6 separate regions of the Homo sapiens genome follow, and all the other regions are linked to region 1. Evidence: chromatin contacts called from ENCODE Hi-C or POLR2A ChIA-PET data. All regions are on one chromosome and are shown on one strand. Each heading gives the region's core, a stretch centred on a gene start or an enhancer-like site at or near the end of the contact. The rest is flanking DNA. Distances are from core to core; before and after follow the strand shown. Region 1 holds the start of MLH1 (mutL homolog 1). Region 2 holds the start of ULK4 (unc-51 like kinase 4). Region 3 holds the start of CNOT10 (CCR4-NOT transcription complex subunit 10). Region 4 holds the start of CTNNB1 (catenin beta 1). Region 5 holds the start of ZNF621 (zinc finger protein 621). Region 6 holds the start of EIF1B-AS1 (EIF1B antisense RNA 1).

Region 1 (3,652 bases), core at 722-3,221:
GGCTGAGGCAGGAAGATCGCTTGAAACCAGGAGGCAGAGGTTGCCCTGAGCCAAGATCACGCCACTGCACTTCCGCCTGGGCAACAGAGTAAGACTTCATCTTAAAAAAAAAAGAAAGAAGACAATAAGTTACTTAAATATTACAGACATTTCTCATGAGCCCCTGTATTGAAGTTGTATTAGTCATCTCAACTTATATATTAAAAAGAGTATAACTGGACTCCATATAAAAATCTCCACTTGAGCCGGGCGCGGTGGCTCATGCTTGTAATCCCAGCACTTTGGGAGGCCAAAGCGGGCAGATCACCTGAGGTCAGGAAATCGAGACCATCCTGGCTAACATGGTGAAACCCTGTCTCTATTAAAAATACAAAAAACTGCAGGGCGCGGTGGCTCACGCCTGTAATCCCAGCACTTTGGAAGGCTGAGGCAGGCGGTTCACCTGAGATCGAGAGTTTTGACACCAGCCTGACCAACATGGAGAAATCCCATCTCTACTAAAAATACAAAATTAGCCAGGTGTGGTGGCACATGCCTATAGTCCTAGCTACTCGGGAGGCTGAGGCAGGAGAATCTCCCTTGAACCTGTGAGGAGGAGGTTGCAGTCAGCTGAGATCGCGCCACTGCACTCCAGCCTGGGTGACAAAGTGAGACTCCGTCTAAAAAAAAAATAAAAAAAAAATAAAAATCTCCACTTAAGTAATTAATTACAAGCCACCAAGCTAGTATGTTTAGTTTTGTTTTACAGTATTCTGGCACAGTACAATAATAGGCCCAGTTGTCCTGTCAATTCATTCTAACACAGTAGAAACAAAAGCCAGTCTGCCATTGCTTCTGTTACTACTATTACAAGTGAAAAGGAAAAAACATCCCCAGGTTCTTGCTCCTTCTTTCATCTACCTTCCAATTCTCTTCCTTTCCTTCAGTGGTCCTTTCTACCCACTGTTCTCTCAGTCCCATTGCCCTGAATAGTTTATACTTTCACAATAAATCCCTCTAGAAACCTACCACTCCAAACTGAAGCATTCTTTTTTCTATTAACGTACGGACGTCACTAACAACTGATTTTAACAAAATAATCTGACATAACGTTTAGGTGTATTTTGGGCTTGTCTTTTTGGAAGTTTATAGTCTGCACTCACTTTTCCTTCCACATGTTTCAAATCTCTTCCCTTCACATTTTTTGTCACAGTTATAAGCTTCAAAATCCAAGGATGACCCATAAAATCTGGTATCTTCGAAGTGCGTCCTCCGAAATAAAGGACAGGAAAACACTAAGAGGGGTCACTAATTTAACAATAGGGTAATCAGAAGTCAAGCCCAAAGTGCATCAGCCTGTCCTAAAACTACAAACGATTTGTTTTGAAAGAAACTCAAAATGAATTGTGCCTTTGGATGTGAACAGATGATTTCTGGAATGAATGAAAAGCAAGAAAACAGTAACACAGTACCCTCTGAAAAAAGGTTTTTCTCCCCATCTTAAGCTTTTATACATCTTTTAACTTCGCATGTTCTGCATACATAATTTTAAATTAAGTGGCTTCCTTACTTAGTTAACGGTACCATTAAGACAACACTACGTATATTCCTCCACTTACACTCCAAACAACCCTTAAAAGGTCTCGGGGGAGAGCGGTAAAGAAACACACGGTCTGCGGAAAAGGAGAAGGCCTGACTGGCACGTCAGGGAACCCGGCGGCCTCCGCCGTTGTGGGCATGCGCTGTACATGCCTCTGCCCGGGCAAAGAGGCGTGTCCGCGCCATTGAGTGACGCGGCCCGTTAAGTCGTAGCCCTTAAGTGAGCCCGGCTCGACTCCCTCCGTACCAGTTCTCAATCATCTCTTTGATAGCATTAGCTGGCCGCTGGATAACTTCCCCCGCCGCGATGCGGTTCACCACTGTCTCGTCCAGCCGCCGAATAACCCCTGCCACGAACGACATTTTGGCGCCAGAAGAGCCAAGGAAACGTCTAGATGCTCAACGGAAGTGCCTTCAGCCAATCACCTCAGTGCCTCGTGCTCACGTTCTTCCTTCAGCTGTAGCTTACGCCATCCAGCCCCACCCTTCAGCGGCAGCTATTGATTGGACAGCTTGAATGCCAGTCAAATTTCTCAACTCTGTGGGTTGCTGGGTCTCTTCGTCCCTCCCTGAAGCGGCTACTGCCCGCTACCTAGAAGGATATGCGCTTGCGCGTTAGAGATCGCTGTCCGCTCTTCCTATTGGTTCGTTTTTAGGAGCTCGGGGAATACGAAATATCCAGCCAATAGGAGCAGAGATGCCGGAACCGGGCTTGTGTGCCTCTGCTGAGGTGATCTGGCGCAGAGCGGAGGAGGTGCTTGGCGCTTCTCAGGCTCCTCCTCTCCCCTTGCGGCCTTTCTAACGTTGGCCCTGCTCTTGTGGCCTCCCGCAGAATGTGGATGACGCCCAAAAGAAGCAAGATGGAAGTCGACGAGGCTCTAGTTTTCCGGCCCGAGTGGACCCAGCGTTATTTGGTGGTGGAGCCTCCGGAGGGCGATGGGGCCCTGTGCCTGGTCTGTCGCCGCCTCATCGTAGCTACCCGCGAACGCGACGTCAGGCGCCACTACGAGGCTGAGCACGAATACTACGAGCGGTATGTGGCGGACGGCGAGCGCGCGGCCCTGGTGGAGCGTCTGCGTCAGGGCGACTTGCCCGTGGCCTCCTTCACTCCTGAAGAGAGAGCTGCTCGTGCAGGCCTCGGGCTCTGCCGCCTCTTGGCCTTGAAGGGTCGCGGCTGGGGTGAGGGGGACTTTGTATACCAGTGCATGGAGGTGTTGCTGAGAGAGGTACTGCCCGAGCATGTAAGCGTCCTGCAAGGCGTTGACTTATCTCCAGATATCACAAGGCAGAGGATCCTGAGCATTGACAGGAATCTACGCAACCAGCTTTTTAACCGAGCCAGGGACTTTAAAGCCTATTCTCTTGCCTTGGACGACCAGGCTTTTGTGGCCTATGAGAACTACCTCCTGGTCTTTATCCGCGGTGTAGGCCCTGAGTTGGAGGTGCAAGAAGATCTTCTGACCATAATCAACCTGACTCATCATTTCAGTGTTGGTGCGCTCATGTCGGCAATCCTAGAGTCCCTGCAGACAGCAGGGCTTAGCTTGCAGAGAATGGTTGGACTGACCACGACCCATACTTTGAGGATGATTGGTGAGAACTCAGGACTCGTCTCATACATGAGAGAAAAGGCCGTAAGCCCCAACTGTTGGAATGTCATTCATTATTCAGGATTTCTTCACTTGGAACTGTTGAGCTCCTATGATGTAGATGTTAATCAGATCATAAATACCATATCCGAATGGATAGTTTTGATTAAGACCAGAGGCGTTAGGCGACCTGAATTTCAGACTTTACTAACGGAATCTGAATCAGAGCATGGTGAAAGGGTTAATGGACGATGTCTGAACAATTGGCTTAGGAGAGGGAAAACTTTAAAACTAATATTCTCTCTAAGAAAAGAAATGGAAGCGTTCTTGGTTTCAGTAGGGGCAACAACAGTCCACTTCTCAGACAAACAATGGCTTTGTGACTTTGGCTTCTTGGTGGACATTATGGAACACCTTCGAGAACTCAGTGAAGAATTACGAGTTAGTAAAGTCTTTGCTGCTGCTGCCTTTGACCATATTTGTAC
Region 2 (3,652 bases), core at 766-3,265, 5.0 Mb before region 1:
ACAAGCTGGTTCCTGGCTCGGCTCCCCTCTGCCCACCTTAAGGGCAACCGCTCTCCCTTAGAGGGGTTAGTAGCATTACTCTGGGCACCAGTGCACGAACCGGGTCGTGTCGTGCTGAACTCAGACCTGGGCACAGTGTCAGCAGGGCAGTTATACCTTCTACAGACAATAGTGGCTCAGATCCAAGTATGAACTTACATAAACGGGTTACATAACAAGTGGAATATGCGCCTGTGTCCTAAACTCGCTGAGCCACTCTGGCCCGGATGTCCACCTTGGCCTATTCCTTGACCAAAGCACATCCATATACCCTACAATTGGCAATTGGTTAAAAGAGTTATTATATAAAGACCTGGAGCCAATAGAAGGCAGTGTCTGGGTTGAGATAAGAGGTTGCAGAGACCAGGGTTCTTGTTCTGCAGATGAAGCCTCTATGTAGCAGGTTTCAGAGAGAATAGATTGTAAATGTTTCTTATCAGACTTAAAACAGGTGTCAGGTTCTCAGTTAATTCTCTCCAGCATCAGGGAAAAGACCTGGAAAGACAAGGGGATTCTTTACAGAATGTAGATTCCCCCCAGAAGAGATAGCTCTGCAAGGCCATTTCAAAATATGTCAAATAAATATATTTGGCCAGGCACGGTGGCTCACACCTGTAATCCCAGCACTTTGGGAGGCCAAGGCGGGTGGATCACCTGAGGTCAGGAGTTCAAGATGAGCTTGGCCAACACAGTGAAACCCTGTCTCTACTAAAAATACAAAAATTAGCTGGTGTGGTGGCACACGCCTGTAATCCCAGCTACTTGGGAGGCTGAGGCAGGAGAATCACTTGAACCCAGGAGGTGGAGGTTGCAGTGAGCCGAGATTGCGCCACTGCCCTCTAGTCTGTGTGATGCAGCGAGACTGTCTCAAAAAAAATATATATATATATACGTATATGAGTATATATGTATACATAAGAGTATATGTGTGTGTGTGTTTGTCTATGTGTGTGTATATATATATCAGGATAAAATACTTCAATGTCTTTTGGGGCCTGCTGCCATGTTGGTATCTTATTGCTGCAAAAAAGTCTGTTTTGTCAGTCTTAAGGTCTCTGTTTAATGTTAACGCTGGTCAGCTGTGCCTGTATTCCAACGGGAGGAGGGTATAATGAGGCCTGTCCCACCCCATCTTCCCATCATTGCCTGAGCTAGTTCTTCAGGTTAACTTTGGCGTGCCTTTGGCCCAGAGGAGGGATCCACTCAGTTGGTAGGGGGGCTTGGAACTTTTATTTTTAGTTTACACAATCAACTTGAGATCAGAGTGTCTCATCTGTTTCCTCCATCTCCAAAAAGGAAGGTAATTCACAGCCTTCTCTTTTCTAAATGGTGAGGACCCCGGGGCCCCTGCTTCTGAGGCGTTGGTTATCCAGACTATGCCACCATGTCTACCTGAGCTCCCAGAAGAAGCCAGAAAGAAAAGAATGGAAGGAAACAGAAGGACAGTGGGAACGGGAAGAGAAGAAATGACGAGGTCTCAGTTCTCCACACTCTAGCCTCAGCACCCACTTAAGATTGAAGAGTAGTCCCTCACGGGCTCCCACTTCGGACTCTGGCCAATAGGAACTGAGACTCTTAACCAATCAGCGCTTTGCGTTTTTCCAGCGTTCTGCGTGCTGCCATGGAGATGGAATGAGCAAATCCAAACATAGAGGGATGGTGGGCCGACCACTATGACTGTTACTCCAGCACTTCCCGCCCCAGTCTCTGGCCTGTGGGCTCGTCCAAAGGCAGGGCGTGATGCCCTTTGGGTGGAGGGAGGGGCCCTCGTGGTCTCTCACTTCCGGGCCCCAGCCAACAGGAACGGAAACTGCACAGCCAGTCGGCTTCCTGAGCTTCTTCCGGCGTTCTGTGTGCTGCCGTGGAAACCGTATGGACGAATCCAAACCTGGAGGGGCGTCGCCTCCGTAAGGCTGGTCGGCTTCTTCCGCGCGTTCCGCTTTGCTTCACTGCTTTCTCCCCCATTCTTGGGCCTGTGGACCTGTCCTGAGGCAGAGGCCGAGATGCGCGCAACCGCGGGAGCAGCCAAGTGGACTGGACTCTTTTCTTGACTTAGCTACCAGGTGCGTGGCAGTGGCGGTTTTAGTAGCTACGAGTCTGAGTTCGTGTCTGCCTAAGCGGTCGCGGAAGAGCGCGCAGGCCTGCCGGGGCGGGTGGGTGGTGGCGCCTGGCCGCCCTCTCTCCTTCTGCCAGTGGACCCCGTACCCCCTGCGCTCCCCTGCTTTGCGCTCGTGTTAAAAAAGCCGCCCGTTTTTATCCGGGCGTTAGTTAAGGGCACACGGGACGCCTCTTCTAGGACCTGGGTGCAGCGGGGAGAGAGAGTGCTTGTGTGTTTCGGCTTGGGAGATGTGCTTTATGGACGCCATCTCTTAACTTCCCAGAGCGGACCGCGTCTTCACCGCCCTGCAGCGCTTCCTAGGCTCCCAGCCGGTCTCGCGGACTGATGCCTACGGACGTAGCGAGGCCGCGAAAGCCGCCGATTCGCCCGCCGCGAGTTGCCTGGGGAGCGGGGGGGGGGGGGGGGGGGGTGAGTGACTACGTAGCGCCCCTGAGTCTGTGATAATTGAGTCTGTGAAGTGCGGCGAGGAGGAGCACCTATGGAGTGCTTAGTGTGGCGCGCGCCATCGGTTACATCTCGGGGTTGATTTGGCTGGCATTTCGCAGACTTGAGCGCATCCCAGTCACCCCAGGGCGTGTAGTAACACAGAAGGCCAGGCCCTACCGCCGTAGTGTATGATTCCGTAAATTTGGGGCAGGGCCGATAACTTTTTCTTTTGTATTAAGTCCCAGGTGATGCTCATGCTTCTGGTGCGGGAGTCATGATTGTGCTGAAAGTGGGCACCTGTGCGCTCTTATCACCTGTTCGCTCTCAGCGTTCCTTGAATGTAGGACCTGCCCCCGACTCTTAAATGCCTCATTTGCACCTGTATGTGATTTGCTCTGCCTTCTGGCTTCTTAGATGCTTCTTAGGTGAACTTGTGAATTAAGAGAGACTTCCTTAGGAGCACTATAGGTTAAGAGACTAAACTGTGGTTTCTGGGAAAGCACACTCGAGTGAGAAAACCATGAAGAAACCTAAGGAAGTGATGACTACGAAAGTCAGGGGGTGGTTAACTTTTGGGGATCAGGAGGGGTGGTGATTGAGACAGGCTCACAGAGGGGCTGCTTGTGTGGCTGGCAAAGTCCTATTTCCTGACTTTGGGTGGTGATTAGAAGGGTGTCCCTCTTTAGTAATTCATTAAACTATGTATTCTGTGGAGTTTTCTGTACTTGTGTTTTATTTTATAATTAAGAGGTTACAGCTTTAAAAATGAATATTAGGAAGTCTGTAATGGGGAACGTGTTTGGACTGAGTCAAAGAATCTTAAAGTCATGGAATTTCAACTATTAATAAGTTATTGAAAGATAACTTAGTGCCAGGCGCGGTGGCTCACACCTGTAATCCTAGCACTTTGGAAGGCCGAGGCAGGCGGATCACTTGAGGCCAGGAGTTCTAGACCAGCCTGGGCAACATAGTGAAACTCCATATCTACCAAAAACACAAAAAATTAACTGGGTGTGGTGGTGTGCCAGAGGCTGAGGTGGCTACTCTGGAGGCTGAGGCACGAGAATC
Region 3 (3,652 bases), core at 655-3,154, 4.3 Mb after region 1:
GGAAGTTTCCTTCAATATGGCCTATAAACTTAAACCAATGAAAAAAACAGTCCCCTAATCACTGTGGACCTTATTCTTCAACTACACACATTACACAGCTCTTACCAAACAGGAGTGCAGCTAGGATATGCCTGTCTCCTCCAACAGACTGAACAGCAGGTCTTCAAAGGCAGGGAGTGTGTCATATCCATTATTCAACACTCAATCTTTGCGAATGAATAAATGAACAAGTAGAAGGCTTTATGACTGAGGATTTGAAAACTGGATGGGCTTTAGGTCTAAAAGGGTGATTTCGGGCAAGCGCAATGGTATGAGCAAGTAGGAATGGTAAATGTGGGGAACACAGACACTATTCTAAAATAAGGAGGAAGATGTTGGTCCCCTGGTCCAGCCTTGGACAGGCCATGCCGTTTTCCTGTCTAATAGTCTCTCCCTCATCCACCTTTCCTCATTTCTTATGGCTCATTCCCTCACTTCTTACATATCTCTGCTCAAATATCATCTCACCAGAGGCCTTCCCTGAACAACCTATCCAAAATTTCACAGCACATTCCTTATACCCTCTCAAGGCCTTTGTTCTGTTGTTTTTCTTCTTAGATTATTGAAGAGATCCTCTAATGATTTTTATTCCTCTGTACCTAAAATAGAATTGGCTTAATTTCCAAGTGAAGTTCATTTGTCAGTTATTGTGACCAGAACCTACTAAAATCCACAGCACACTGAGTTTTTCTTTAATTTTAAATTAAATTCACTGTAAAAATTTTAAGTTCCATCACTTTTAAATCCTGTCACTTAAGTTCTTTCCAATAAAACCTGGATGCCACAAAGAATATGAATTTCTTGCGGGAAACATTCCGGACAAGGTCAGGAAATAATTTTATATTCCTTAATGTGGAAGATTCTAGGAATGGGAGCAATAATCCATAAAGAAAACCATTGAGATTAAGTAATTTCGAGGAACTAGAGCAATTAAGTACCAAATGCAAGATTTTAGGAGCACAGACTGTAGAGAGACAATAGGATTTTATGCCTTTTTAAATAAGTGGTTTACTTTGAGAGGCCAAGGCGGAAGGATCGCTTGGGCCCAGAAGTTCGAGATCAGCCTGGGCACCATAGCGAGACCCCCGCCCGTCTCTATCAAGAAAAAAAAAAGTGGTTTTTACAAAGTTAATTTCACAGGAGTCAATGACCAGAGGAAGCCACATGTGGTCAAAACAGCCCAGGTGAATCCCAGCCTCAGCCACGCGATATTATAGGCAGATGTGTGCTCCAGGGTGACTTTCTCTTGTCTGCTTTTCCCACGAAGAAGCGGAAAATTCTGCGAAGCGGCAAAATACATTTAAGCTTTTTGGGCCGGAGTTATTCTGAAGAGCAGGGCAAAGGCGGCCAGTGGCGACTTCAAATACTGCACTTGAGTAAAACAACTATTGGACCCGGGGCCCGAAGACTCATGTTAGCGACAGCCGAGACAGAGGATGGGGTAAAGAAATGCACGCCCAAATTCAAGTCGCCCTGGAGTCCCCACCCCGGGCCCCGCCGCCTCCGAGTTCAGGGTCCGCCCGGCCCCGCACGTCCCGCCGTCTCGTCGCTCGGGACATTGGCGCCCTACCTGCAGGCTTGTCTGCAGCCATCTTCCCGCTTCGACTCGGGTTCTTCCCTGCAGGTGGCGTGGCCCTGACTCCCGCCGCCGGGCTGGCCGCTGTCCTGGACCTCCGAGGACAACTCTGTGCCTACCCCGGCTCCGGGCCCCCAGGTTCCGGCTAGAGGAGTGGGCAGACGGCGGGCTGAGGAAGTGACGAGAGCTAGTTCCCGTCGTCTAGCAACAGCAACAGCTTCCCCACCAAGGGACCGCCACAGCCTCCCGCCATACACAGCTTCCGCCTCACGGCGTCCCGGTACCCACTACTTCCGGGGGCGGCAGCCTGCCGCGCCTGGAGCGCCGGCGTGGGAACTGCTACTGGCCCCGCCCCACGCCGACGTCCCCTCCGCGCCCCGCCTCCGGCCGGACGTACTCTGGCTGGAACCTCTGGATGTTCACAGGGCTGACGCGGTGGGACGTACGCGCGTCTGTCCTTTGCTTACTCTAATTAAAACACCGAGGTGTCAGAGCTTTTGTCCCTCAATGTTACATAATATTACAATAACCACATCTGACATTTATGTGCTAAGCACTGAGCCCTGCACTTGGTCTGTACTATCTCATTGATTTCTTGCAACCCCATGAGAGAGGCGCTGTTGAGGATTCCCGTTTAAAAAGAAACGCCTTTTATTTTAGAATAGTTGTAGTTGTGCAGAAAAGTTGCAAAGATGACACCTAGAGTTCCTGTCTCCTCACCTAGTTTCTCCTATTGTGAACATCTTAATTATTTTACTATGTTACGTTGATCACATCTAAGAAACCAGTTTGATTGGCGCACTATTACTCACTAAACTACACATTTTATTCACATTTACCAGCTTTCTTTCAATGTCCTTTTTTTGTTGTTGTTCCAGGATCCTGTCCAGGACACCATATTGCATTTATTCATTATGTCGTCTTAGGCTATTTTTGGCTGTGGCAGTTTCTCAGATTCTTCTTGTTTTTGATGACCTTGACAGTTTTGAAGAGTTACTCCTCAGATATTTGGTGGAATGTGCCTCAATTTGGGTTTGGCCAATATTTTTCTCATGGTTAGACTGGGGTTTTGGGTGTTTAGGAGGAAGACCACAAGGTGACTGGCTGTTCTCATCACATAGAATCAAGGGTACATGCTGTCAAAATGACATCACTGATCATGTTAACCTTGATTACCTCTCTAAGGTAGTGCTTGCCAGTTTTCTCTACTGTGCAATTACTCCTCCTACCCTTCCACACTACTTTGGAACCAAGTCAATAAATGCAACCCACACTCAAGGTGGGAAGGCGGGGTATTTAAGCTCTACCTCCTGCAGTGGGGAGTATGTACATAAATTATCTTCCCCAAGGGAAGTTTGCCTCTTCTCCCTCACTTAGCTATTTATATCAGTATGGACTCATGGATGTTTATCTTATAATGGTTACATTCCAATACTACATTATTTTGTTGCTAAAATTGTCCCAGCTTTGTTAATTGGGAGATTTTTCAGGTTTGTACCTGTTTTTTTCTTTTTTTTTAACTTTTGTTTTAAACTTTCTTTTAAAAAAGTATTTGTTTTTGGCCGGGCGTGGTGGCTCACACCTGCAATCCCAGCACTTTGGGAGGCCAAGGCAAGTGGATCACTTGAGGTCAGGAGTTTGTGACCAGCCTGGCCAACATGGTGAAACCCCGTCTCTACTAAAAATACAAAAATTAGCTGGGCGTGGTGGTGTGCACCTGTAATCCCAGCTACTTGGGAGGCTCAGGCAGGAGAATCCCTTGAATCCGGGAGGCGGAGATTGCAGTGAGCCAAGATTGCCCCACTGCACTCCAGCCTGGGCAACAGAGTGAGACTCTGTCTCAAAAAAAAAAAAAAGTATTTGTTTTTTCTTAAACTTTTTAATTCAGGCTAACATACACAAAGAAAAGTGCATGAATCATAAGTACAGTGTATTGACTTTTCATCAACTCAACACATACATATAACTAGCACCCAGAGAAAGGGCAGAGCTTTACCCATATCTGGGAGTTCCCCTCATGCCTCTTCCCATCTCTCC
Region 4 (3,652 bases), core at 643-3,142, 4.2 Mb before region 1:
GGTGTGAAAGGACATCCTCAAACCTTTAAGGGTACTTTTTTTTTAATCAGAGATTTTTCAAAGATTTAAATATAAAAGTAAAATAAATTCCGCACAGCCTTAGTTCAAACGAAAAGCCTCCAAAGTAGAAATTTATGTCAATAATTTAAGCAGAGAATAAACCAGCAGTATAACATAAATAACACTTGAGACTATATTTACTATTTCTTAGGATGAATACAAGTCAACACGAAGACATCTGAAGGTATTGAATGTTCGTTCACCAAGTGACAAATACTGAAATGGCTTCCTAAATTCCAGACAAACTACAACTTAGCGATCTGAAAAACATTAGCCTAGACTTTATGAAAGGAAATGCTGCCGTCTCTTCAAGTTGATGTCTAGCCTAAGCCACCATTATTCATGATACAAAGCTCTCATTTCACTAAAACCACTCCTCGATTTCCTTTTGCCGACCTCTGCATACCAGCAGCCTAGTCTTTCTTCATTCACCACTCACAAACTCGAGGGGTGGGGGGAAGACCACAGATGTCTGGAAGATACAAAGTAGGAGACAACGCTCCCTCCAAAAGGGAAGAGAACGAAGGCAACAACTACATACACCCAACTGCCAAAGCTTTCAAGCTTGGCAGATTCAGAAGCAGGCTATAGGAACTTAACTTCGAAAAGTCTCGGTTCAAAGTCCTCTCTCCAGACAAAACACTGAAAGAAGTTGCAATGCTTGAATTCCATTTGGCCAGCTTTGGAGCGAAGGAAAAATTCACTCCGCTGAAAAGAAAACGTGCTCTATAATTCAATTTTAGCTGCCATCAAACTATTTGAATAAATTTAAATTATTTCTACGAACAAAATTCTCGAAGCGGTCTGAGTCAGAGGCTGAATCCTGCAGTTCACTTGGTAAGAAACAGTAAGCCATCACCTTCGCCTTCCTCCACCCCCTTATTTCACCAGGGTCTCATACCCACTACCATAAATCCATAAGACTCCCAGTACATTATCCACTGCTTTCACTCACCTGCATAGTACGCTAAAATACAGGTGCAAGACATGGATTTTTTATGTGCTCACCCTACTGACGCATCGCACCCGCTGCACTTAGAGTTTAGTTGCTCTAAGGTTTAAAGTTGCTTCGATTCAAACTCACATAGCCAGGGCATTAAAAAAAATAATAACACTTCTATTCTTAAGAATGAAAGAGGAAATCTTAAGAGAAAGTCCACTGGTCCGATCCCCAGGACTGATGGGACTTAGGGTGGCGTCTCTGCCTCAGCGCCCGAACCCCAACTCGCCGCAAGAGCTGAGAAGGCGGAGCCCCCCGTCCCCACCCCGCCCCCCACCCAGGGCCCGGCGCATCCCGAGGCACCGGGTCCCTCCCCCAAACTCGGCCAAGGCCAGAGCCCCGGACGGAAACCACAGACCCCCACCCCCACCCCCACCCCGCCTGCCATCCGGGCTCCTGTACGCGCCCCCGCGGCGCCCCCTCCCCGCAAGCGATGCCCCCAGGGCCCCAGAGAGGCAGCGCGACCGGAACCCGGGCCCGGCCGCCGCCCTCCGCGCCCCGGGCGCGGCCCACCCTCACCGTCCCCCACCTGAGCTCCCCGCTCCCAACCCCAGGCCTCCCGGCTGCGCCCAGCCCGCCGCCCGGACCGCGCGCCTGCTACGAAGTTTGGCTCCGAGAGGAAGCGGGAGCAGCCCCGGAAGGATAAGGAAAGGAGCGCCCAAGCACCTCAGGGGAACAGGCTCCTCCCGCCGCGGGAGTCCGACCGTCCTCGACCTGCGGTGGCGGCTCGGCGGGGACTGAAGCTGCTCCTCAGACCTTCCTCCGTCTCCGCCTCCCCTCGCTCTCCGCTCCCGGGGCCGGGCCAACGCTGCTGCCACAGACCGAGAGGCTTAAAATGGCGCCGCACAAGGAGCTCTTATAAGTCGCGCAGAAGCCGCTGTATCCTGCCGCCACCGGCGCAGCGCGGAGCGTTCCGCCGCGCGAGGACAAGGGGCGGGGCGCGAGGGGGCGGTGGAAAGTAGTCCCCGCGCCGCCCAGCAGTCTGCTGCCGTCTGAGCGCCCCGGGCCGGGGTGGGGTGCCTGGGCACCCCACGGACGCTCCCCGGGGTGACGGCTGGCGGCTGCCCGCTGCGCGGCCTGAGGGCAGCCCGTGAGGGCGCTGTGGTCTGCATCGGGGAGGCCGGGCCCCCGCGGCCTGGGTTGGGGAAGGTGGCCCTGGTATCCTCCCCTGTCCCAAGCCCGACGCCCCCGCCCCGCGCGTTTCCCGAACCGGGAGAGCAGCTGCAGGACTCGGCGCGCCTTTCCCGCGGCCTGCGGAAGGTGGCATCTCGGCCCCGGCCTTCGAGTACCGCTCGGGGCGGCCGGGACAGGTCCTGGGAGGGCGGAAGTTCGGGGCCAGGGCGGCGGCAGGGGCTCGGGTTCAGCGCCCGCCCGTCTTGGGGCGCTCCTGGCCCCGCAGCTGCCCCGTCGCTGGTCTGCGGGTTCCCGGCCGGGCGCGGGTTAGGGGGCCTCGCCGACCTTGTGGTCTGTGCCGCACACTCCCTGCTGGACCTGGGTCGCAGCCCAGTCTCACAGCACCCCCAAAGCCCCCCACTGTCCGGATGGTGGATCCCACCTCTCAGCAGGCTGTTCAGCTTGAATTTCGACCTGAATCACCGGGCCGAGCCGCCTTCTGTCCCCACTCACGAAGGCTGTGAACTCTCCGTAGAACGGGCGCCAAGCCCGCAATTCAACAAGTCCTTAGGAGTACCTACTGTGAACAAATAACTAATGGAAATGGATTAGCTCCAGAGCGCTGTCAATTAGGTTAATTCTTATAGATTCCATTTTTATCTGGTTCCACTTGTCACTAGGTATCAATAGATTTATTTGTGGGGATTTTTCTTTGGAGAAGAAGATTTTTACGGTATTACTTATTTGTGAAATCCAAGTATGTTTATAGAGAAAGCTATCGATTAAGCAGCCTCCAATTTTTTAACTAATTTTCTATTTAAAAACGTTTGTAATTCATTTCAATAGACTGAAAAATGTTTCCCATTCTAATGCAGCAAAATTGACGTTTGTCGAAGCTGCAACAAGTATGATCGATTCAGTTTCTCTAGGCTATTGTTTGTGCTTATTTTTCCTCCAAAACATTGGAGAGAGTACAAAAAGCAGCAGTGAAAGTTACCTCTGTGCTTTTATCCCAGGACTACAATTAATACAAGCAAACAATAGGTCTTAACACATAGATGCAGGCGGAAAACCCACTTATTCATTCACTCATGGAGGTAGGATATGTAGTTTAAGGCACAGCTCATGTTTCAGGGCCAGCGTATTCTTTAAATAACTTTTATTTTTGTCTTAAAGATATTTTACTATATAAGTGGTAATGCCAACTGCCGTCTGTCACCATAGCACATGTGGGCCACTGCAGTGGAAAAAGTCTACACACTAAGATGATGTTCAGTGAGATCCATTGTCTAGAAAGACCTTCTCATTTGTATCTTTCCTACTAATTCTGTAGAATCTAAGTGTAGCTATTGGTTGTGGTCACAATTCAAAAAGATTGAACCGAAAAAGGTATTTCATCAAAACCGTGTTTCTAATATAAACTCAAAAGTATAAATGGCGTTTTCAGGTACTGATTCCTAATTTTAATTGTCATTTGCA
Region 5 (3,652 bases), core at 406-2,905, 3.5 Mb before region 1:
GAGTACATCCAGCTTTCTCTGCAACTTCAGAGTCCTTGCATCTAGCATTTAGAAAATGTATATTAAAGCAACAATACTAGTCTCTCTGGGATACATACAATACAATTTGTGGGCAATCTCTCCAATAAAGAATTTCTGATTTCAAGCTAGTGCGGTGGCTCATGCCTATAATCCCAGCACTTTGGGAAGCCGAAGCGGGTGGATCACCTGAGCTCAGGAGTTCAAGACCAGCCTGGCCAACGTGGTGTAAACCCCGTCTCTACTAAAAATACAAAAATTAGCCACACGTGGCGGCGCACATCTGTAATCCCAGCTACTTAGGAGGCTGAGGTATGGGAATCACTTGAACCCAGGAGGCAGAGGCTGCAGTGAGCCGATATCATAGTGCCACTACACTCCAGCTTGGGCGACAGAGTGAGACTCCGTCTCACAAAAAATGAGTCTGATTTCAGTAGGTGACTTTCATTTCTAGAACACGATCTGGATTTCCACATTCAGAAAGAATTTCTTGGTATAGGTCCCCTTTCTTCCATTTAAATCTATACATCCAAACTCATCACTCTCTATACACAAAACTTTCATTTCCCCAGCACATATTTACATCTGCCATAGCCCTGGAGATAGATACAAAGGGGAAAACACAGCTTGGCCAAGTTAGGCCTTCCTCATCCTTTCCTGATTATCTGATAGCTAATGTGAGTAAAAAAACATAAACAAACAAACAAAAAAACTGAAAGAAGCTCAGCTCACCTGAGGCCAAGTTGTTTGGAGCATGGCGGATGTCCCCTGGCTTCATGCACTGTCTTCTGGGTTTGGACAAGCAAGATCCTCAAGAGCTAAGAGAAAAAGAGCCATGAGTGCTAAGGACCCTGTCGTCCACCACCTACAGCAACCTATGGCCCTCCCAGTTTCCACATTTCCAGCACTGGATGCACGGAGATTCTACTAGGACTCCCTCTAATTGTTCTCACGCTGATAGCCCCAAACTTCTTATGAATTGTTCTGCCTAGTCTTCAGGACAATCTTCCACCTGCCTGCTCAGTCCGAAGAGCTTTTTTTGAGCCCATTCGTACGGGTAAACTGAGGGACCCAAGAGCCCTGTCCCTATTGTGTTGGGTCTCTACAAACGTAAAGAGTCTTTACAGAATGCTTACAGGGACGATGACGTGGACCCAAAAGAAAGAACCTCAGGAGAAGAGGGACTGGGGTGGCTGAATGCGGATTAAGGGTAAAATACTCAGCGTCCCAGTGGGTGATGCTGACCGGAGACCCCACCCAACCGTGATCTTAACACTCCACCCAAGAAAACAGGCAACCCCAAACATCAGAAACGTCAGTACCGGGAGCCAGAGGCTGTCAGGGCAAGTTCTTTAGGGCAGAAAAGAGGATCAGGCCTCGGTGGCAAAGGGCTGGACACGGGCTCTAGAAGCCCGAGCAGCCACCTTGACGGCTTCGGCGAGGCCCAGATGCCCACGGTCCGGGTGAAGGAGGGGCGGGCCGCCATTGGGACCAAGTTCAGGGGTAGTGGGGGCTGACGAGCCGCCAGGGGCAGCGAGGAAGCCGGCACCGGGCGGACCTGGCACGTAGAACTCGCTGAAACCCACGCTCTGCAGAACGCCGAGGAGCTGGTCACTAACTAAAGGCCGAGCCGGAAGGGCGAGTGCACGCCCAGGGTCCCTCTAGGCCCCCGGAGGCCGCCATCTCGGTCGCCCCGTGGCCAGACCCGCCCCGCCTTTCATGGCTGGCCCCGCCCTGCGGAAGAGGCGAGGTTGCGGCGACCGGCTGGGCTGAGAGGCCGGCGGCGGGCGTGGAACTGTGGCGCTCTAAGCCCGGCTTTCTCCGGCAGCCGTCGGCATCGCCTCTGGCTGGAGTGTCACGGACTGATACAGCCTGGCTCTACCGAGACCTCGCCCTCTAGGCACAAGTGGGCCCCCAGTTCACGGGCTGCGCCTCAGCTGTTGGCCGCCTTGGCCCCGTGGCTCACCTGAAGCCTGGGCCGTGCAGGTGAGGGGAGAATGGCGCCTGCTTTGTCATCTCTAAGAGGCCCAAGCCCAGGATCTTGCTTGGGTCCTCAGCTGGGCAGTCCTCAGGGAAACCATGGTTTCCACTCGCCGTTTTAGCCCTCTCCCTTCCAAGGACCTAGATGTGCGTAGAACCTTTTAGGACAGATTCATTTAACAACCAAAACACCCGTGGCTACATACAGTTGCTAGGCATCCTGTATACACAGGACATGTCCTATATTAAATGATCTTGTCCTGTGTTGACTTTGGGAGGACACCCTAAATGTCTTATATTTAGCTTTTTCCAATAAATTACAAAAACTCGTAGTTACAGCTATTTTTCTGCTCAGTAACTGGCACTTAAATAAAATGTTAACACCAGCTGAAATATATATATCTCATACTTCCATAAATAATGATCTGGACAGACCTTTATGGTCTGTTCTGTTAGTTGGACTGCAGGAAGAAAAAACAGTGAAGAGGGGAGGCTGCTAATTAAAAGAACTTACTTTTCATATTCAGGAAAGGAAAAGACTGTTTTTTGACCAAAGTCCCAAGTCACTAACAAGTACTTGCCATTAATTTACATAATTTTAGATCAGTACACGTACTCTGAAAATCAACCAGTACACAACAGCCTCACTCCAAGCTTCTGAACATGAGCCAGTCAGTGATAAACACTTCCCGAAGCCAGCCAGTGGCAGCTCTACCCAGCTCATTGGCAAGTACCTCACTACTGTGCCCTTCCTTCTGGACAGGAGCCTTTCTCCAGTATCAAAGTGGTTGCTAAGATGGACAGACTTTGTTTTTTTTTTTTTTGCTTGTTTTTTGTTTGTTTGTTTTTTTGAGACGGAGTCTCGCTCTGTCGCCCAGGCTGGAGTGCAATGGCGCAATCTCGGCTCACTGCAAGCTCTGCCTTCTGGGTTCACGCCATTCTCCTTCCTCAGCCTCCCGAGTAGCTGGGACTACAGGCACCCCGCCACCACGCCCAGCTAATTTTTTGTATTTTTAGTAGAGACGGGTTTTCACCGTGTTAGCCAGGATGGTGTCGATCTCCTGACCTTGTGATCCGTGCACCTCGGCCTCCCAAAGTGCTGGGGATTACAGGCGTGAGCCACCGCGCCCGGCCCAGACTTTGTTTTACTTTAATCACGCTGATAACTTCTCCTGAACACAGTTCCAGATACCAGGCTCCTCACCACCAAGCATTTCCATGCTATAAAGGGGAATTGGTCTCCCACCACTAAAAGATAAAAAATGATCCTGGATATCTAGATATATTGCTTTATTACAGGGGTCCCACTTCTTGGATTTGTTATTCCTTTCTTAAGAATTAGACTGACTTATGAAGTCCTATTATGGAGAGTATCTTAGGTATCTACTGCTGCATAACAAATCACCCTAAAACCTTATGGCTGAAAACAAAACACACTTATTATCTCTTAAAGTTTCTATGAATCAGTGAACATAGTCAGTCAGTCCTAAAAAGAGAAAAAGGAAAAAAAAAAAAGGTTCTGTGGATGAGGAATTCGGGAGTGGCTTGGCTGGATGGTACTGGCTTGGGATCTCTCATGAGGGTCTAGTCAGGTGTCACCTGGGACTGCAGTCACTTGAAAGTTGGACTGAGGCTGGGGATTTGCCTCAAAGGT
Region 6 (3,652 bases), core at 376-2,875, 3.3 Mb before region 1:
TAATTTGTAAACCAGGAAATGATTTTATGTGTAACATCAAGAACTAAATATTTCACATTTAAATTTATTTAAAAGCAACGCGAATCTTCTTTTAAAATGAGAGACCACACTGGGAGAATAACTAAATATTTACATGTTAATTACAAAAATGAGAACAACTTTCTTGGTCTAGTTATTTTCATCCACGCCGATATAAAGGTGTGAATCATAATCCAGTTCAGAGGTGTGCATCAGTAACTCTAATCCTTTCTTCCTAATCCCTTTACCTTTTTGAAAGCTTTCACAAGTTTCTTTTTGTCATAATCATCTGCAATGCCCTGAACAGTAGTCAGTGTCTTTCTGCCGTTCCGTTGCTGGATTCTTATATGAATGTAATCCTCAGTCCCTGCCGGGAGTAAGTCGTCACCCTTAGTTGCATCAGCAAAGGGGTCTGCGAATGGATAAAAAAAAAAAAAAAATCCAAAGTAGAAAAATATTTTTTAAGAAGTACTTTCCAGAAATACATTATACTACCAATCCAGACAGTCATCAATGAAGGTTCTAGTGCCTTTGCTGTTTTTGCCGGTAGGAATGGAGATGGGGGTGGAGTATTAATAAAACCCCCAAGATACTCTCACAAAAAGAGAAACATTTGAACAGCTATGTCCATTGTAGAAAAACGCTGTTATAGATAAATAATGTTATCGTTCAATATGGTCCTCTAATGAGAAAAAGATTTAGAAAACCTTAATATTGTAGCCGCTATAAAAATGTGCGTCATCTCGATTACATTCTGATGAAAACATAAACATTCGAATACGCCCACCTTAATCATTTAACCGTAACTGTGCCTTGCCAAAAAAAAAGTAGATTACATATATATCAAGAGGCGTAATTTAACAAATTGCTACGCAAGCAGAGAAGACTGAACCACTGGCCAGTGACAGATCAGAGGCTTGCATCCGCATCTTTCCCTAAGTGCCCCCAGGAGCTGCCAGAGAACGGGCGCCGATCCCTGGTTTCCCTGGCCCGGCATACCCTTTGCAAGTAGCAGGGCCGATCTAGGAGTCCACGAAATAGGATCGCCAAGGTTTCAAGGGGCAGAAGCGGAGGCGAGAGCCGGGTCAAGGACGGGGCAGGGGGTGGCGCAGGGCCCGCGGCCGGGGCTCCGAGAGGAGGGCTCGGAGTCCGGCGCTGTCCTCGGGGAAGGGGTCGCCAGGGGCCCCGTCGCCATTTTCTGGGCGCCGAGACAAAGCCCCACTAGGGGTGCGGGAAGGGCAGAAAGGGGGCCCCTAGGGGCGGTGGCCAGGCGGGCAAAAGGCCGAGATGCGCGCCGGGCAAGGGAGGGAGGCGGCGGCGACGGGATCTTACCGAAAGATTGGAGGTTCTGGATAGTGGACATGCGATACTAGTGTGAGGCCGGTGAGGGGATAAAATTCCTGCGGGGCCCGCCCGGATCACCTTGTCAGGAGGCTGTAGTGGCGAGAAAACGGAAATAAATAAGAAAACGCTTCGCCCTGGGGTTGGGATTAGGCTGGAGTGGCGGCGGCGGAAGCCGGGAGGAGGCAGGAAGAGGCGAAGGAGGAGGCGGAGGAAGAGGCGAGGGCGCGAGAGAAGAGGCGGCGCTGCGGCTTCTCGCACAAAATGGCCGATGGAGACTATTTAGCCGCGCCCGCGGCCCCTCCCACGTGACCGTCCCGCGCCGAGCATCCTGGGACTTGTAGTTTTCTGGAGGCAGCAGAGCCCGGAAAGCCTGAGGCCGGGGGCGGCCGAGACCGCAATTCCCGTCACGGAGTGCGTCCTCTAGCGCGGGGCGGAAGACCCGCGAAGTGTTCAAGCGGCCGCAGAGCGGCCCAGAGTTCGCAGGTCTGGGGCTCTCTTCCCAGAGAGCTCGTAGGGGAGGACAGTCAAGGGACTCAAGCGTCTCTCTTGACTCCCCTTCTCTCGCTGTGCAGTGGCGGCGCCGAGGGGTCGACGCTCAGGGCTAATCTCTATGAGTCACCCTCGAGGCCCCGGGTAATGTAAGTAAAATCGGGGTGCAGGAACAAAACAAGTCCCCTTGCTCCGGCTTTCAACTCATTGGCCCCCGCTCAGCAACTACCTGCATTGAAATTCCAACCCCAGTTGCAGGAGCGGTGTTAGTCTCAACCAATACTGGAGATGGGAGCCTCTCTTTCCAGGATTGGACGGACCTCCGATTCCCTAGCACGGTGGATCTCAGACTAAAGCGTGTGTCTCTGGAGGGCTTGAGAAAACACTGATAGACCCCAGAGTTTCTGTTTCAGGAAGTCTAGGGTGTGACCTGAAAATCTGCAATTCTCATAAGCTCCTTGGTGATGCTGATCCTGCCTGCTGGTCTGGGATCAGGCTTGAGAATCACTGCCCAGCTTAATCCTGGGCCTGGCATCGAGTGGGGGCCAGGTGTGTATGAACAGAAGATACCAGAAAATCAGCTTGTCAGCTCATTTTGTGTGCCTCAGAAGGCCCAACAGAGAATTCAGGAAAGATGCCAGGTATAAGCTGAAGGTGAGCTCAGCAAATAGGTTAATTGATGGAGTCATGTACCAGACCGTAATATCTTCCTATCAGGTCACGCACAGAAAAATAAACCCGAGACTTTGGGAATTGGCTCACTCAGGCAGGTGTGTTCAATTGTCAAACTTGGTTGGCTTTCTGGAAGCAAAGAGATAGACTAAAATTTAGGGATTCTTAACTTTTTTGTGTGTGCCATGGCAATCCTGTGAAGCTGCTGAATCCCTTCTCAGAATAATGAGAAGTTAAGTTTTAAGTTCACAAAGTACATAGGATTACAAAGGAAACCAATTATATTGAAATTTAAAAAATACATTAATAACGTGTATTTCTTTATTAATACACTAATAAGATCTAGCAAGATTAGGTCTAATACTATAATTTCAAAAAGCTGATAAATGTAAGAGATATTTTGTGATGTCCGTAACATCAGAAATTTAATATGAAAGTATGTGTAACTTCTGTTGGTGCGAAGTGACAGGTCCTTCTATCACTATGATGTTGCCTTTATTCATAATGGAAAGAAATGGTAAATTTTGCTTAGAGGTTAATGAAAATGCAGATATAATCTTTCCCCATCCAATTTTAGGGATCTCCACCCCTGCAGTTTTATCCATGAGCCAAGGATCTGCAGACCGCAGGTTAAGAATACCTGGATTTGACAATCTTTTGTAATTAACAATGATGATAAGTGCCATTTATTTAGTACTTACTGTTTGCCTGTTACAAAGCTTATATATAACATTATTAATCTTCATAGCTATTTTATAAGGTAAGCATTACTCTATGCACCAGGTGTGGAAATGAAGGCTTTTGTAGGTTAATGCCTGAAAAAAAAATCAAATTCTTAACTCTCAGAAATCTAACCACATTTGTGGTCTTCCAGCTCTGGTTCAAATGGAAAACACTCTTCGTATCCCAAATTGAGGTGTAAAGTTTAGAGCTGGCTCCAAAACAAGGAGCATCAAAATATCTAAATAAGTGTGCTTTAAAGTAATTTTATTAGTTCAATTTTGTGCCCTATGTTAATACTCTAACACTCTAATTTCTAAATAATTTGTAATCTAGATAATGCATCTCTATTTGTTTCCTTTCTTTCTTAGTAGATGTACATGAGTATTTTATATTACTTTATTTCTCA

The links. A loop is a pair of places that touch in the nucleus more often than their neighbours do. ChIA-PET counts read pairs that join two places held with the same protein, here RNA polymerase II (POLR2A). Pooled maps may share reads with other maps.
Region 2: a map of CD8-positive, alpha-beta T cell shows a loop between it and region 1 (15-fold over the local background). The contact joins the promoter of ULK4 here to the promoter of MLH1 in region 1. A Hi-C loop is called at or near these places in 2 of 168 maps with a recorded cell type or tissue (CD8-positive, alpha-beta T cell and naive thymus-derived CD4-positive, alpha-beta T cell) and 5 of 50 pooled maps.
Region 3: a loop to region 1 is called in a map of naive thymus-derived CD4-positive, alpha-beta T cell, with 22 times the contacts of the local background. The contact joins the promoter of CNOT10 here to the promoter of MLH1 in region 1. A Hi-C loop is called at or near these places in 2 of 168 maps with a recorded cell type or tissue (both naive thymus-derived CD4-positive, alpha-beta T cell), 1 of 37 single-sample maps with no recorded cell type and 8 of 50 pooled maps.
Region 4: a map of naive thymus-derived CD4-positive, alpha-beta T cell shows a loop between it and region 1 (9-fold over the local background). The contact joins the promoter of CTNNB1 here to the promoter of MLH1 in region 1. A Hi-C loop is called at or near these places in 1 of 168 maps with a recorded cell type or tissue (naive thymus-derived CD4-positive, alpha-beta T cell) and 8 of 50 pooled maps. POLR2A ChIA-PET finds 5 or more read pairs at or near these places in 1 of 52 experiments (activated CD4-positive, alpha-beta T cell).
Region 5: a loop to region 1 is called in a map of gastrocnemius medialis, with 7 times the contacts of the local background. The contact joins the promoter of ZNF621 here to the promoter of MLH1 in region 1. A Hi-C loop is called at or near these places in 1 of 168 maps with a recorded cell type or tissue (gastrocnemius medialis) and 5 of 50 pooled maps. POLR2A ChIA-PET finds 5 or more read pairs at or near these places in 1 of 52 experiments (GM10248).
Region 6: a pooled map shows a loop between it and region 1 (33-fold over the local background). The contact joins the promoter of EIF1B-AS1 here to the promoter of MLH1 in region 1. A Hi-C loop is called at or near these places in 11 of 50 pooled maps.

What each region holds. Positions count from the first base shown.
Region 1 is chr3:36,991,837-36,995,488 of GRCh38, reverse strand. MLH1 (mutL homolog 1) reads right to left here and starts at 1,971. Exons shown (of 19, transcript NM_000249.4): 1 at 1,826-1,971. The coding sequence starts at 1,941. It overlaps EPM2AIP1 (EPM2A interacting protein 1), which reads left to right and starts at 2,358. Exons shown (of 1, transcript NM_014805.4): 1 at 2,358-3,652. The coding sequence starts at 2,412. RefSeq lists enhancers at 1,270-1,781, 1,698-1,917, 2,288-2,637, 2,758-3,077, 3,108-3,187.
Region 2 is chr3:41,960,466-41,964,117 of GRCh38, reverse strand. ULK4 (unc-51 like kinase 4) reads left to right here and starts at 2,015. Exons shown (of 37, transcript NM_017886.4): 1 at 2,015-2,102. RefSeq lists enhancers at 1,686-1,735, 1,886-2,045.
Region 3 is chr3:32,683,440-32,687,091 of GRCh38, reverse strand. CNOT10 (CCR4-NOT transcription complex subunit 10) reads right to left here and starts at 1,904. Exons shown (of 19, transcript NM_015442.3): 1 at 1,610-1,904. The coding sequence starts at 1,631. RefSeq lists a silencer at 1,794-2,103.
Region 4 is chr3:41,197,745-41,201,396 of GRCh38, reverse strand. It overlaps CTNNB1 (catenin beta 1), which reads right to left and starts at 1,892. Exons shown (of 15, transcript NM_001904.4): 1 at 1,727-1,892. RefSeq lists enhancers at 1,022-1,131, 1,842-1,901, 1,243-2,189 and silencers at 1,482-1,601, 2,032-2,491.
Region 5 is chr3:40,522,963-40,526,614 of GRCh38, reverse strand. ZNF621 (zinc finger protein 621) reads right to left here and starts at 1,655. Exons shown (of 5, transcript NM_198484.5): 1 at 1,341-1,655; 2 at 751-836. The coding sequence starts at 774. RefSeq lists enhancers at 1,174-1,313, 873-1,685, 1,964-2,053 and a silencer at 1,614-1,773.
Region 6 is chr3:40,307,671-40,311,322 of GRCh38, reverse strand. EIF1B-AS1 (EIF1B antisense RNA 1) reads left to right here and starts at 1,625. Exons shown (of 3, transcript NR_033965.1): 1 at 1,625-2,000. EIF1B (eukaryotic translation initiation factor 1B) reads right to left here and starts at 1,616. Exons shown (of 4, transcript NM_005875.3): 1 at 1,351-1,616; 2 at 267-430. The coding sequence starts at 1,381. LOC124906228 (a long non-coding RNA gene) reads left to right here and starts at 2,512. Exons shown (of 2, transcript XR_007095876.1): 1 at 2,512-3,652. RefSeq lists a silencer at 1,206-1,255 and an enhancer at 1,526-1,885.